2 separate regions of the Mus musculus genome follow, and region 2 is linked to region 1. Evidence: chromatin contacts called from ENCODE Hi-C or POLR2A ChIA-PET data. All regions are on one chromosome and are shown on one strand. Each heading gives the region's core, a stretch centred on a gene start or an enhancer-like site at or near the end of the contact. The rest is flanking DNA. Distances are from core to core; before and after follow the strand shown. Region 1 holds the start of Acbd3 (acyl-Coenzyme A binding domain containing 3). Region 2 overlaps 2900024J01Rik (a long non-coding RNA gene).

Evidence for each region. Hi-C counts contacts between places; a loop is a spot of excess contacts on that map. ChIA-PET counts read pairs that join two places held with the same protein, here RNA polymerase II (POLR2A).
Region 2: POLR2A ChIA-PET joins it to region 1 with 14 read pairs in embryonic stem cell. The contact joins the enhancer-like site here to the promoter of Acbd3 in region 1. A Hi-C loop is called at or near these places in 2 of 37 maps with a recorded cell type or tissue (Patski and heart). POLR2A ChIA-PET finds 5 or more read pairs at or near these places in 3 of 5 experiments (Patski and embryonic stem cell).

Annotation. Positions count from the first base shown.
Region 1 is chr1:180,722,516-180,728,718 of GRCm38, forward strand. Acbd3 (acyl-Coenzyme A binding domain containing 3) reads left to right here and starts at 3,528. Exons shown (of 8, transcript NM_133225.3): 1 at 3,528-3,863. The coding sequence starts at 3,587.
Region 2 is chr1:180,791,888-180,798,090 of GRCm38, forward strand. 2900024J01Rik (a long non-coding RNA gene) reads left to right here. Exons shown (of 3, transcript XR_373751.4): 3 at 1-742. Among named protein-coding and RNA genes, the nearest start is that of 2900024J01Rik, 17 kb to the left of the region's middle. Within about 2 kb of position 2,329, at least 1 of the 3 ENCODE cell types and tissues checked has a DNase peak (open chromatin) inside an H3K27ac peak, as active enhancers do; it is heart, where a contact is called at or near this core.

The DNA of each region.
Region 1 (6,203 bases), core at 2,278-4,777:
GAGGGAGGGAGGGAGGGAGGGAGGGAGGGAGGGAGGGAATGAATTCCAAGTGTGGTGTGGTGGCACACACCTGTAACATCAGCCATCAGTAGACTGAGGAAGATTTGCCTAAGGTTGGGAACAGCTTGGGCTACACAGGGAGTTTAAAGCCAGCCTGACATACATGAGAAAGCTGCCTCATAAAAAACAAAGCTGCCTCATAAAAACAAAGCAAAACAAAACACCCCAGAAGTGAGGGGATGCTCTGCGCAGGCAGGGAGGAGCATAGTGCCAGCTGTAGGGAAATTCTGTCTTATCACTTAGCTGTAGAGCTTCTGGAACACTTTTGAAGAGATAAACTAACCTAAACCCATCCACATTGCATGATAAAACCAGGGAAGAGATGAGTTCTCCTTCTAGTTAGAGATGGTGAGGTAGGTGTGTGTGGGAGAGAGAGAGAGAGAGAGGTCAGGGGGGGAGAGAGAGGGAGAGAGGGGGAGGGAGCCCAGGTTGGCCTTAAACTCGGTATGAAGCAGAGGATGACCTTAAACACTTCTTTCCCTTTCTCTCCTTTGTGCTAGGCTTTCAGCTATTTCCCGAAATGCCCAGCCTCTCTTCTGTCTAAAGAAGCCACACACACCTGCTATGGTGTTGCAGACAGAATGTCATGTCTAACCCCCATGTAATGACACTCTAATGTAGTGTTAGGGAAGCTCATATGGTTATCACCCTCATGAGCTAACCATCCTTAGAGGCCACAAAGAGCTTCTCCGTTCTTTCCACTGTGTGAAACTATTAACAAGAACATGGATGCATACAGACCAGAAAGTGGGCCCTTAACCAGTGTCGGGTGACAAAACCTTTCCTGGGGAGGTAACACACAGGTCTACTCACCCCAGATTGGGATCCCACAACAAACCAAAGCACAGATACCACCCAAATCCAACTTGGTGAACTATGAGTTTTATTGGAGTTGCTTATAGGAATATAGGTGAGGGGTTCTTACAGAGCAGAAATGACACTTGCATCTCTAAGGCTGACCCTAGCATGGGTGACAGCTCACAAGACTGGGAACCTGAAGCTCACTGCATAGGCTGCAGGCAGCTCAACAGTTAAAGAGGGTCCTTCCAGGTGCAGCAGTTGGTCTAAATGTCTTCCAGGCAGGGCTGCTGGTCTGCTTATTCCAGGCAGCTGATCTGGTCTCAAAGTCTCCTTCTTAGCTCAGCTCTCTTTTGATCTGAGGTGAATTACTCTGACCAGAGGGATCTATTGAATCTGGTCAGTTTCAGAAACTTCCTGAAGCTATTTTGAGTTGTTTGCCTCCCTGCTTAAGGAGCTTCCTGTAGGACAGACTGTTTTAATCTTAAGAGGAAGCTGCTACACACCAACCAGACTTCAAAACAACCAGTGTTTTGATCTTGAGCATCTCAGCTGTAATAACTGTCAGAAACAAAGAGCTGTTAGTTATAAACCACCCAGGCTGTGGTATGTAGTTAGAGTGCAGAAGCAGCCTAAGAGAAGTGACCAGACAGATAACTACAGCAATCAATCTTGTCATGTGACCCGTGATAACAGCTTGGACAGTCTCTGTCACATAAGACAGTAAATGGCTGTGAACTTAGGGCACATCTTAAAACCTGCATAACACCAGCTAATATCATTAACCACCAGCATTAGGCCCATAGCCAGTAGATTGCTTCATTTTAAGGTAAGCCAGAAACCTGATGATATGACATTAAAATTCCAGATTTTAACAGGCTACCAAACAGTTCAGATTTAAAGTAGATACCAATTGTTCTAGTCAACTCCAGGGACACACTCTACCCTGTGAGCTCCCCTTAGGGTAAGGGCTCTTGTATATTTTAATGTTGCACATAATGGTGGTCACATTTTATTAAAAACTACCAGCCAGCAAAGCCTTTCTGATTTTTTGTTTTGTTTTGTTTTGTTTTGTTTTGTTTTGTTTTGTTTTGTTTCAAGACAGGTTCCTCTGTGCAGCCCTGCTGTTCTGGAACTCATTTTATAGATCAGGCTGGCTTTGAACTCAAAGATCTGCCTGCCTCTGCCTCCCAAGCACTGGGATTACAGGTGTGCAATCCTCCCCAACTCCTTTACATTTTGCTTTACACACTACTGTACTTTGGGAATGGAATGCCCCCCAAAGGCCATGTATTGAAGTCTTGGGTCCCATGTTGACACTATACAGAGGTGACAGAAACTTCAAGATGGGTTAGTAGGCTCTCTGGTGATGTCACAGCCTCTTGAAACACATATTAACACATAGTTTCATGACTCCAGTGTTTTCAACAAACCAAGAGGAAACAGAAGCTAGGGAACCCGCTCACAGGTGCTGAGGCAGAAGGTACCTTCCAGCAGCCTGGCCATACTATTGTGCTCTGGCACGGACTCACCTCCTGGACCATGATGCCGAGGGGTAGGACACGACTACTGTCCTTTGTATTTTCCATAGTATATGATATACAAGGTAGTCCTTAAATCATGTTGAGCTGAACTGATACTGTATGTAATTGAAGTGTGCTTTCATCCATTCATTCAGCTCAATGAAAGAGCCCTAAGCTGGAGTGCTTGCCCAGTGTATGCATGAAAATCTTACAATTTTTCACTTTTAATGAATTGGAAGACTCTGCTACGGAACCAAAAATCCCAGAATACAGCACTCGAGAACAGAGGGAGGTGGGTTTCTATGAGTTTGAGGCTAGTCTGGTCTGACCTTCATAGTGACAGGACAGCCAGGGCTATGTAGCTTACAACCATGTCTCAAAAAAAACAAAAGCAAACAGAAAGGAGAGTGCTATGTACTCTGGCTGTTTCTCCTTAACTACCTCCTACTTTCTTATACCCGACACTGCAGAGATTCTGTCTTCTGGTCCTACACTTTCGTGGCATGGATAGCTGAATTGGCCTCATGCTGTCCTTATTGCTAGTCCTGATGGCTTGCACATGTAGTCAAAGCCCTCGGGAGATTAAGGCAGGAGGACCAAGGGCAACCTGAGCTAACGAGTGAGTTCAAAGTCAGCCTGAGCTACATAGCAAAAAATAAAATAGTCAACCGTTCCCTCCCTTAGGAGAACGAACATAAATTAAGGGAGAGGACAAACACTGCAGGGGACGAAAGCCTGATTTCTACTTTAAAATGAAGACGGCAGTTGCTCTGACCGTCTGGCAGTTGCAAGAGACTCCGTAACTGGCCTGCAACTTCCCAACAGCGACTCTGCACAGATGTCTCTGCAGTTGTCCCCTGCAGGGTCGGACGCGACCAGCAGCCACCCCCAACACCGCTGCTTGGGGTTCACCTCACACACCCCCGACCAACGCGGACCGCCACGAACCCCACGGGACGTCCCGGCTCCCTGGGACGGCCACGGCGGTGGGGTGAGCCTCTCTCCGAGAGGGGCGTGAGGTCCCCAGCAAGCCGAGGGCACGGGAGGGCGTGGCCCACACGCTCGGGGGCGGGGCACCCGGCGCTTTCAAACCCCAGCCGCCTTGGCGGCGGAAGTTCCGGTGTCGGCGAGCGGAGGTGAGAGGTCAGCAGGAAGTCGATACGTGGCCGCCGCCTGTCCCCGCCGAGGAGGCGCTGCGAGCGGAGATGGCGGCGCAGCTGAACGTAGAGCAGCTCGAGGTGTCGCTCGACGGTCTCACGCTGAGCCCGGACTCGGAGGAGAGGCCCGGCGCGGAGGGGGCCCCGCCGCAGACGCCGCCGTCCTCGGCCCCGGGGAATGGACTGGGCTCCGGCGCCTCGGGGCAGCAGCGGGAGCCCGGGGAGGCGGCGGCTGAGGGCGCGGCCGAGGAGGCGCGGCGGATGGAGCAGCACTGGGGCTTTGGCCTGGAGGAGCTTTACGGCCTGGCGCTGCGCTTCTACAAAAGTGAGCGGGTCACTCGCCCCTGCGGGACTGCGGGCCGGCCATGCCTGCCCCACCCACCCGAGCTAGGCCGGGGTGACCGGAGCGCCGGTCCGTCCTTGGTGGCACCGAGAGTTTGTCACTGCCGGTCCGGCCCCTGGTCACACCCCTGAGAGACCTAGAACCCTGGTTTAGCAGCCCGTGTCGCCTAGTTGCTGGGGCGTTCCACCTGGTTTAAGTTTTCTGGTTTCCACGAGCTAGAGTGGACAGGAGCGCGCGCTCCCCGGGGCTCCTATTCTGGGATGGATTTCGCCTTTTTGTTATGTATCGGTTTTTCACGGCTCACGACAACATCGAAGCGATTTTTAAAGAGAGAAAAAAAAACTATCTTAGTGGAAGAAAATTGTATTGGGTCCCACACATCCCTTTTCTAGCCTTGTAAACCGTGAGCGTGTGTGGGACATGATCATTAGGCGATAGGGATGTGGCGAAGGATGAAGTAAAATACTAAGTTCATTTATTCCCTTTTGCCTGAGTGAGTAAGTGATGGCCACTGTGTTCTAGTAACTTCTAAGTGGCTAGGAAATTCTACCATGGAAGTGAATGATGAAGACTAAAGCGCGAAGTTCTCGTTCTCTCTCTCTCTCTCTCTCTCTCTCTCTCTCTCTCTACTGTTTCTTAAAACAAAATTGTGATGTGCGGTGATTTCCTGCCTTTTTTCTTCTCTAGTTAATACTGGAGGTAACAGTCACAAGATTTGGTCAGTGGGAAAGAGCTTGACTCATAGTCTGATTCTTAAAGGCTATTTAGGTTCTTGCGTGGGAAAACAAAGCAAGATAAGGGCAAATGAAACTTTAAAGGGGTTGCTAGGTTCCACCTGCATTCTAGAACCCCATATTTATGACAAGCTTCCCAGAGTTAGGGCTTTCGGATTGCCTAGTTCACCAGCTAAAGTTGAGTTGTTCACTGTAGTGACCCGTGTGAAGGTAGTTTTATTTTTAAATCAACTTTCATTGTGCAAACTAGGTGAGATTCTATGAAACTTTCCAGAACAATAAATGGTTACTCTAAATTCATAGTATTTTAAAGTTTACCCTTGAGCTGTTCTTTGCCATGGCTGGAGGAGTTCAGCCTTTCCTGTGTGGTAATGAGTTTAGGATCACTTTAACTCTTGAGTCGCCGATTTGATTTTAGAGTTTGTCGTAAATAAATGCGAATCCACTGGTTTCTGTACAGTTCACATAGCAGTGCTTGCCCTTAAAAGTTAATTTTTGGAACTTGCATTTTAATAACATAAGCTGCAAGAAACAGGGACAAACCAACTTTAACTCTCTCTCTCTTTTTTATTTTTTAAGAATTTTTAATTTTTGTGAGTGAGTGAGTGTGTATGTATCAGTGTCAATGTGGGTCCCCCAGGAGACCAGAAGTGTTGGATCTCCTGGGGCTGGAGTCACAGGAAGTTCTGAACTGCCTGACTTGGGTATTGAGAATTGAACTAGGGTCCTTGGGAAGAGCATTGTGCATTCTTTACCAATGAGATATGGCTCCAGAGCCAGAAAGAACCAACTTCTATTCTAATCTTTGATTTTGCTGCATGGGAAACAAAGGGAGTGGAGAGGTATTTCATCTGAGCCCATCTATTTTGAAAATAGCAGTATCTTCGTAAAGAGAAGAAAACACTGAGATGGTGTCTCACACTTAATCCCAGAACTAGGCAGGCAGAGGCAGGTGGATCTCTGTGAATTCGAGGCCAGCCAGGCCAGCACAATTCTGGGACAGCCAAAGCTACATAGCAAGAGCCTGTCTTAAAACAACAGTTAACAAAAACCTAAACAAACTGATTAACTAACTTAAAAAATTGTGTAACGGGCAGCAAATTTAGCATTGTGGGTCAGGAGCCTCATTCTAAATTATTGTTGCTATATAAATTCCTAGAAATTTAACTGCGAGAATCAAGCTCTACATAGAGAAGCTGGATTATGTAACACTGGACTCACATTTAAAATTTAATTATTTAAACAGATTATTTTAAATTGCCTTCTGAGTGGCAAGAGTCTTTGGAGAACCCATATTGATTAGTCACCTTACAGAAGGAAGTGCATCAATGGGGATAGTTTGCTCAGTTCCTAAATGCTCAAAGCTGTTCAGGCACTTTTCTGTGTGGATTATTACTTGGCAATAACAGTGAGAGGCTGCTGTAAGTATATCAGGCACTAATTCAAAGAGAGAAAAGCATATAAAAGCAGAATTAATAGAACCCGGGGTGGATCCAACAAGGCTGCTTTGTTTTTTCTGGTGTGTATGTGTGCGTTTTCTGTGTAGAAGTCACAGGACAACCTTGGGCGTGGTTCTCCTTGAGAAGGG
Region 2 (6,203 bases), core at 1,079-3,578, 68 kb after region 1:
CACATGAGAGATCTGCACTGGCAGGTGCAGAAGGCCCAGGTAAGCCGTGTGAGCAGGTGGCCTAGATGCCTTCCATGGCGGCTCTTGCTTCACTGACTCTTCCTGGGACCTCCGAGGTTGCTCCTTGGGATCAATTGGCTGAGAAGGAATGAATTCAAGCCTGGCTTACAGATGGCACTGCAGGATATGCTGGCACCAACAGAAAGTGGGCAGCTGAAGCCCTCAGCCCACTCCAGGAGGACCTGCATAACTTGGGTAACAGAATGTCTTGCAGTGGGCAGAGCATCAAGAGGCGCGCGTGTATTTGTGTACTTGGCCTCAACTGAGAGACGGACGGAGGCAGGGATCTACAATGACTCGGCTGGCCAGTGAGGGAGGAAAACCACTGCTGTCAGGTGACCACCAGGCCTCAGGACAGAGGATGTGTGTGACCGGAGCGCTCCAGATAGGCACAGAATGGGAAGAAGGAAATTGTGTCACAGGTGTTTATGAGTCAGCACTGAAAAAATAAAATAAAATAAAATAAATGCCCGAGACAATTAGGTTCAAAAGAAGAAAGGTAGGGGGATCGATGGCTCAGAGGTTAAGAGCACTGACTGCTTCTTGAGAGGTTCTGAGTTCAACTCCCAGCAACCATGTGGTGGGTCGAACCCATCTATACTGGGGTCTGATGCCCAATTCTGGCATGCAGGAATACATGCAAACAGAGCACTATATAGATAAATAAACAAGGAGAAAGGTTTATCTGGGCTCAGGTTTTGGGTGTTTCTTTTGAGCTGGGGCAAGGCAGCATACTATGGTGGGTACCCCTACCTCACAGCTAGGAACAAGAGAGGAACACACTTTTAAAAGGCACACCTCCCCCAGCCCCCTCTTAAATCTTACTTAAAATCTACTTAGTCCTATTTCTTCAAGGTCTCATCTCCCAGTATCACCCTTTTAATGCAAAATCTGTCAGGGCGACACATTTAAACCACTTCCAAAGAGAATTCCTGCCAACCTGTGGAAGTGAACTGGTCTCTTTCCAGCCACCCCAGTGTTTGCTCAGTGGGTCCATATGGCAGTGATCATGGCAGAAAGGGTGGCAGTTATACATATGACAGCACAGGGATGACTGAACTTAACTGGCATCTACTGCTTAGTAGCAGTAGATTGGCCAACAGCAGAGACCAATGTTCAGCCCACATTGCTACCCAGCCAGGAACCTAGCCAGCCACCGAGTGCAAGCTGACCACACTGGATTCTTTCCATCATGCTAAGGACAGAGATTTGTCCTTTGTGGGTTCGGGGGATGCTTTCCTTGCCCTCAGTGTTTCAGCCGCACAGCACCTCATCACCACCGCTGTTCTCCACACAGTATTGCCTCAGAATAAGGACTCTGCTTTTCACAGAGTAGAAATGGCCTGACCTGGTTTAATCCCATACACAGGAGCAGCTGATTGCCCAGGAGCAGCTGACCTAATGGAAAGAAGGGATAAGCAGCCAGGTGCTTACTGGGCACCAATGCTTTGAATGAGGCTCTGTCTTACAAGGCAGAACGGGTCTCTGAAAGGAGATGGTAATATGGCCAACATATATGGGTCTGGGACTCAAGGGGTGGATAACATAGGGGACCCGGTCTCAAACACAGAGCAAACACCATGGGGACAGGGCCTAGGGTAGAGCAGAGGGTCAAAGTAATGCGTCATTGTGACATTTGTGTGTAGGATGCCTTCCCGTCAGCCTTCTGGGGGCCCCTCCCCATCCAATAGAAGCTAAACAGTCCCAAAGGGAAGTAGCCCCATCTCGTGACTGTCCAAGTCAACAACAGTTGCGCGAAAAGTTATTTAAGTTACCTATCTTTGGTGTTCCTAAGACCTAGCTCCTCCCCCCGGGGCGGGACGCTTAGAATTCCCTCTTCTACTGACTCAGCTCTTCAGGCCCCACGGTTACCTCAGAATTGATGACTTTGGGGCAATCTGCTACGACTGACCTTTTCCTGTCGGGATCCGCAGACTTGTAACCTCTTGAGGCCACAGTATTAGCCTAGCCAGCTTCATCAGGTGTGAAAACTCCTAGACTCCATCCCTACTTTGGGGCCTCCCAAGAGTCAGCTAGATTACCAGTCTCTCAGCTCCTTGCAGGGGACCCATGGAGACAAACCTAAAGCTAGAAGGGCATATAGTCAGGCGTAGACTGCACGCAACATGTCACCCAAGTCCCGGGGGTTTTGGAGGAGAGGGCGTTTTCGCTGAGTGGTTTAATGACCCAGACCCGTTCTCCAGGCACAAAAGACTAGGGACGGGGCCCAGCTCCGCTCCTTCCGGAGGGTACAAATCCACCCGGAGAACCAGTTTGCACCGGTCCCCAGGACACAGCAGAGGGGGCCCGAGGGAGCTTGGGGGCGTCACCGGCACGGAGGAGGAGCGGGAAGAGCCAGCTCCAGGGAGGCGTGGCTTATAGGGATGCACTGGAGCGATGGGGGACCGGAGTCAGGGCTGAGGTCAGGGCACCCGCAGGATTAGCCTTCCGACACACCACGCAGCGACCGGGATTTGCGGGAAGGAGCTGATGAGCAGCCATCTGCTGGCCAGCCTGGAGCCAGCGTGGTTGCCTTGGTGCTGCCTCAGGGTCAATGGTGCTTGGGTCAGCCAAGCCTGGCATACCTCGGACCTGTGGACTTCACGCTGAAGCTAGTGACAAATGAAATCCTAGCCACTTCTCTCTTCCCCTCCTTCCTTCCCTCCCTTCCCTCCTCAGAATCAGACTCAAGTAGATTTTTTATACATTCTCATAATTTTTATTTTATGTGCCTTGGCGCCTTGTCTGTATGTATGTCTGTGTGAGACTGTCAGAGCTCCTGGAACTAGAATTACAGTTACAGACAGTTGTGAGCTGTCATGAGGGTATTGGGAACTGAACCCAAGTCCTCTGGAAGTACTCTTACCCATTGGGGCATTCCTCCAGCCCAGTTAGGTTTTTTGTTTGTTTTTGTTTGTTTAATTTCTTAAGTCGGTTTTTCCAGATGGGGTTTTTTTCTGTGTAGCCCTGTCTGACCTGGTCTCACTCTGTAAACCAGGCTGGCTTCAAACTCATAGAGATCTGTCTTCCTCTGCATAATTAATCCTCAGAAGTGCTGGGATTAAAGGCCTGCACCACCACTGACATAATACACACACACACACACACACACACACACACACACACACACATATATATATATATATATACACACACACACACACACAGTAAGGCTAGCCTGGTCTACAGACCGAGTTCCAGGCCATCCTAGGATACAAAAAGAAACTCTGTCTCAAAAAACCAATAAACAAACAAATAAAATAAAAAGTTACATTTAGCCATCAGTGGAGGCTCACACCTTTAATCCCAGCACTTGGGAGGCAGAGGCAGGCAAATTTCTGAGTTCAGGGCCAGCCTGGTCTGCAGAGTGAGTTCCAGGACAGCCAGGGCTACACAGAGAAACCCTGTGTGTGTGTGTGTGTGGGGGGGTTACATTTATTTGTTCATCCCCTCATTCCTTTTAAGGACACGTGGAATTCAAGGACAACTTTGAAGTCACCCCAGCACCTAGAGTAGCAATGTAGGACTGGTTCCCACCAAGGCACCAAGGGGGACCAGCCCTGAACCTAACTCCTGGCATTTTGTATAGATCCATGGCCCTACGTTACATTTTGACCAATTACATCTTTCACAGAGACAGAAATTCCCCTTTTGGTTGTTTGGACGAATGGGATGATTTACAATGTACAAATATTGTCCTAATTATCCCAGGACAGACTAGGGCTGCTTTCGCTAGGCTGCTGTTAACCAACTCATCCCACCTGGCTGAGACCACACCCAACTGTTTGTTTTTTTGAGGCAGGGTTTCACTATGTAGCTCTGGCTGGCCTGGAACTTATTCTGTAGATCAGACTGGCCTGGAACTCAGAGACCTGTCTGCTTCTGCCTCCTGGGTCCTGGCTCCAATTAAAAGTTTGAGCTACTACGCCAGCAAGTGAGCAAAATGAACAGTCAGCATCTTTAATACGTCAGAAGTAAAACTTTCCCTTCCTACAGTTGCTAACACATCTGGGTAGCTTACTCAGTCACCCTTGAGTGCAGCTTCAACCGAACTCTTCTTTGTGCAACTTAATATTTCTGAAACAAGCTTACTATATATCCTTGATAACAGTGATTTATGACTGTTTCTCTTTATTGTTCCTTCCAACTTGTGGGTTCCGAGGATGAAACTCAGGTATTCAGGTTTGGTGGCAAATATTTTACCCACTACTAATCTTAACCTTTTCACTAGCCCTATTCCATGGTGGGGGTGAGGGGTGGGGGACAGCATGTTTTCATGAAGTTCAGGTACTCTCAAACTTGATATGTAGAAACAAAGATGACCTTGAATTTCTGGTCCTCCTGACTCCATTTCCTCATGCTGTTTTTATAGGCTATGACCAGTGAGCTCATGGGACTTTTGAGACTGAAGTCATACCCAGACTATCTCAAGAAAAACACACACACACACACACACACCTCTTAAAGCAAGAGTGTAGGTAAAATGCTCTGGTTATGGTCACAATTTCAATAGTCTGACAGTTTTCTGCTCAAAGCCTGAAATCTCCTCAGACCAAACACTGTTGACTATGAAGGAATGGAGCTCAGGAGTTTAACAGGGAAACAGGGTCGTTCTGTCCAGGGACAGCAGGACTCACCGGTACCCACCTGAAGTTTCAGGACTTGAAGCAGGAAGATCAGAAGGCCAGCCTGGGCTCCACAGTAGGACTGTATCTCAGTGAAACAACCCCCTCAAACACGGACCTACCTGAGACACGGGCTGGGCACTGATGAAACACAGGGCAAACCCACACCTTCTCCTTTCATGTCTGAAATGGAAATAAATACCACTGGACCACAGCCTAAGTTCCCTGTGGGAGCTGTGGCCTGAGGATCTGATCCTTGTGGTTCCCTACACCTCCCAGTGCCTGACTTGCTTTGCCTCTTGTTCCATTCAGTAACATCTTCCCTGTAGCCACTCAGACCCCAGTCCCTGGCACCACTGACCCTCTTTTCTCAGGCAGAGTCACAGCCACTACATCCACCAGGTCCTCGCCATCCTATCTTTCAAGAACATCCAGGTTGCCACCACTAAGTCCAGTGCGCTCTGTCACTGCACATTTAGCTTACTAAATGGTTTCCCATCTGGTCCTCCTTCCTGCTCTTCGTGTACTGACACACAGCAGCTGGAATGATCTCACCAATGCATCTCTTACCACCTCCTTCAGCTTGACGCCCAACCAGTGTCCTTGCAGGTCCTATGACGCCCACATGGTCTGGCTCCACATCTGTCCTCCTTGTCTTCTGTTGCAGACATGCCCATACCTACTTCTTGTTCCTTGAGCACCCCAGGCTGTCAGCAGTGATGGGAAGCAACAAGACCTGACAGACATACTTCTCTCTCCCACCCTGATCCTTGCTCTGTTTCTTCAGGAATTTACTCGAAAGACATCTTATTGATGGCAACTTGTGACAACCTCCCCACCCACGTCTCGGTACCAATTCCTTTACAACATATCTATCTCCATTTCTTTTCTCTTTAGCATTTGCCAATATATTTAATAATCTACTTGAATGCATTATTTCTCTCACCAGAATGCAGCCCTGTGGATATAAGGGCTTGTTCAGTTCTGTAGGCCCACAGCATCTCTTGGTACCTAGGAGCAGCTCATAAAGACTAGGAAAGGCAAGCAGAGCAATTCAGAAGACGTTGAAAGAAGCCCGATTGAATCAGTCAGCTTGGAGAGGAATTTTACAGCCACAACAGCTGAGTTGAATCAGTCAGCAATAGCTCAGAAAGAACTAGAAAGGGTGAGCTTATTCAGCAGCAAGTCCTCAGAGTTAAAAAAAAGGTTCTAGATTTAGATTGTATGGAGGCTAGAAGCTTCAGGGATTAGGCCTATGTTAGCAGACTGAGGCAGTAAGACCGGAGATGACAGTGAAAAACACTTATTTTTACATATATTAAGGTTATAGAAGCTTAAAGACCTGGAGGCAGGGACTGGGAGTATAGCCCAGTGGTAGAATGCACCTAGGCTCAAGGTTCAATTCTCAGTCCTGAACACAATCAATTTAAAAACAACAGGGTAGCTGGGAGTGGTGGTGCATGCCTTTAACCCTAGCACTTGGGAGGCAAAGGTAGGCAGATCTTGAGTTCAAGGCTA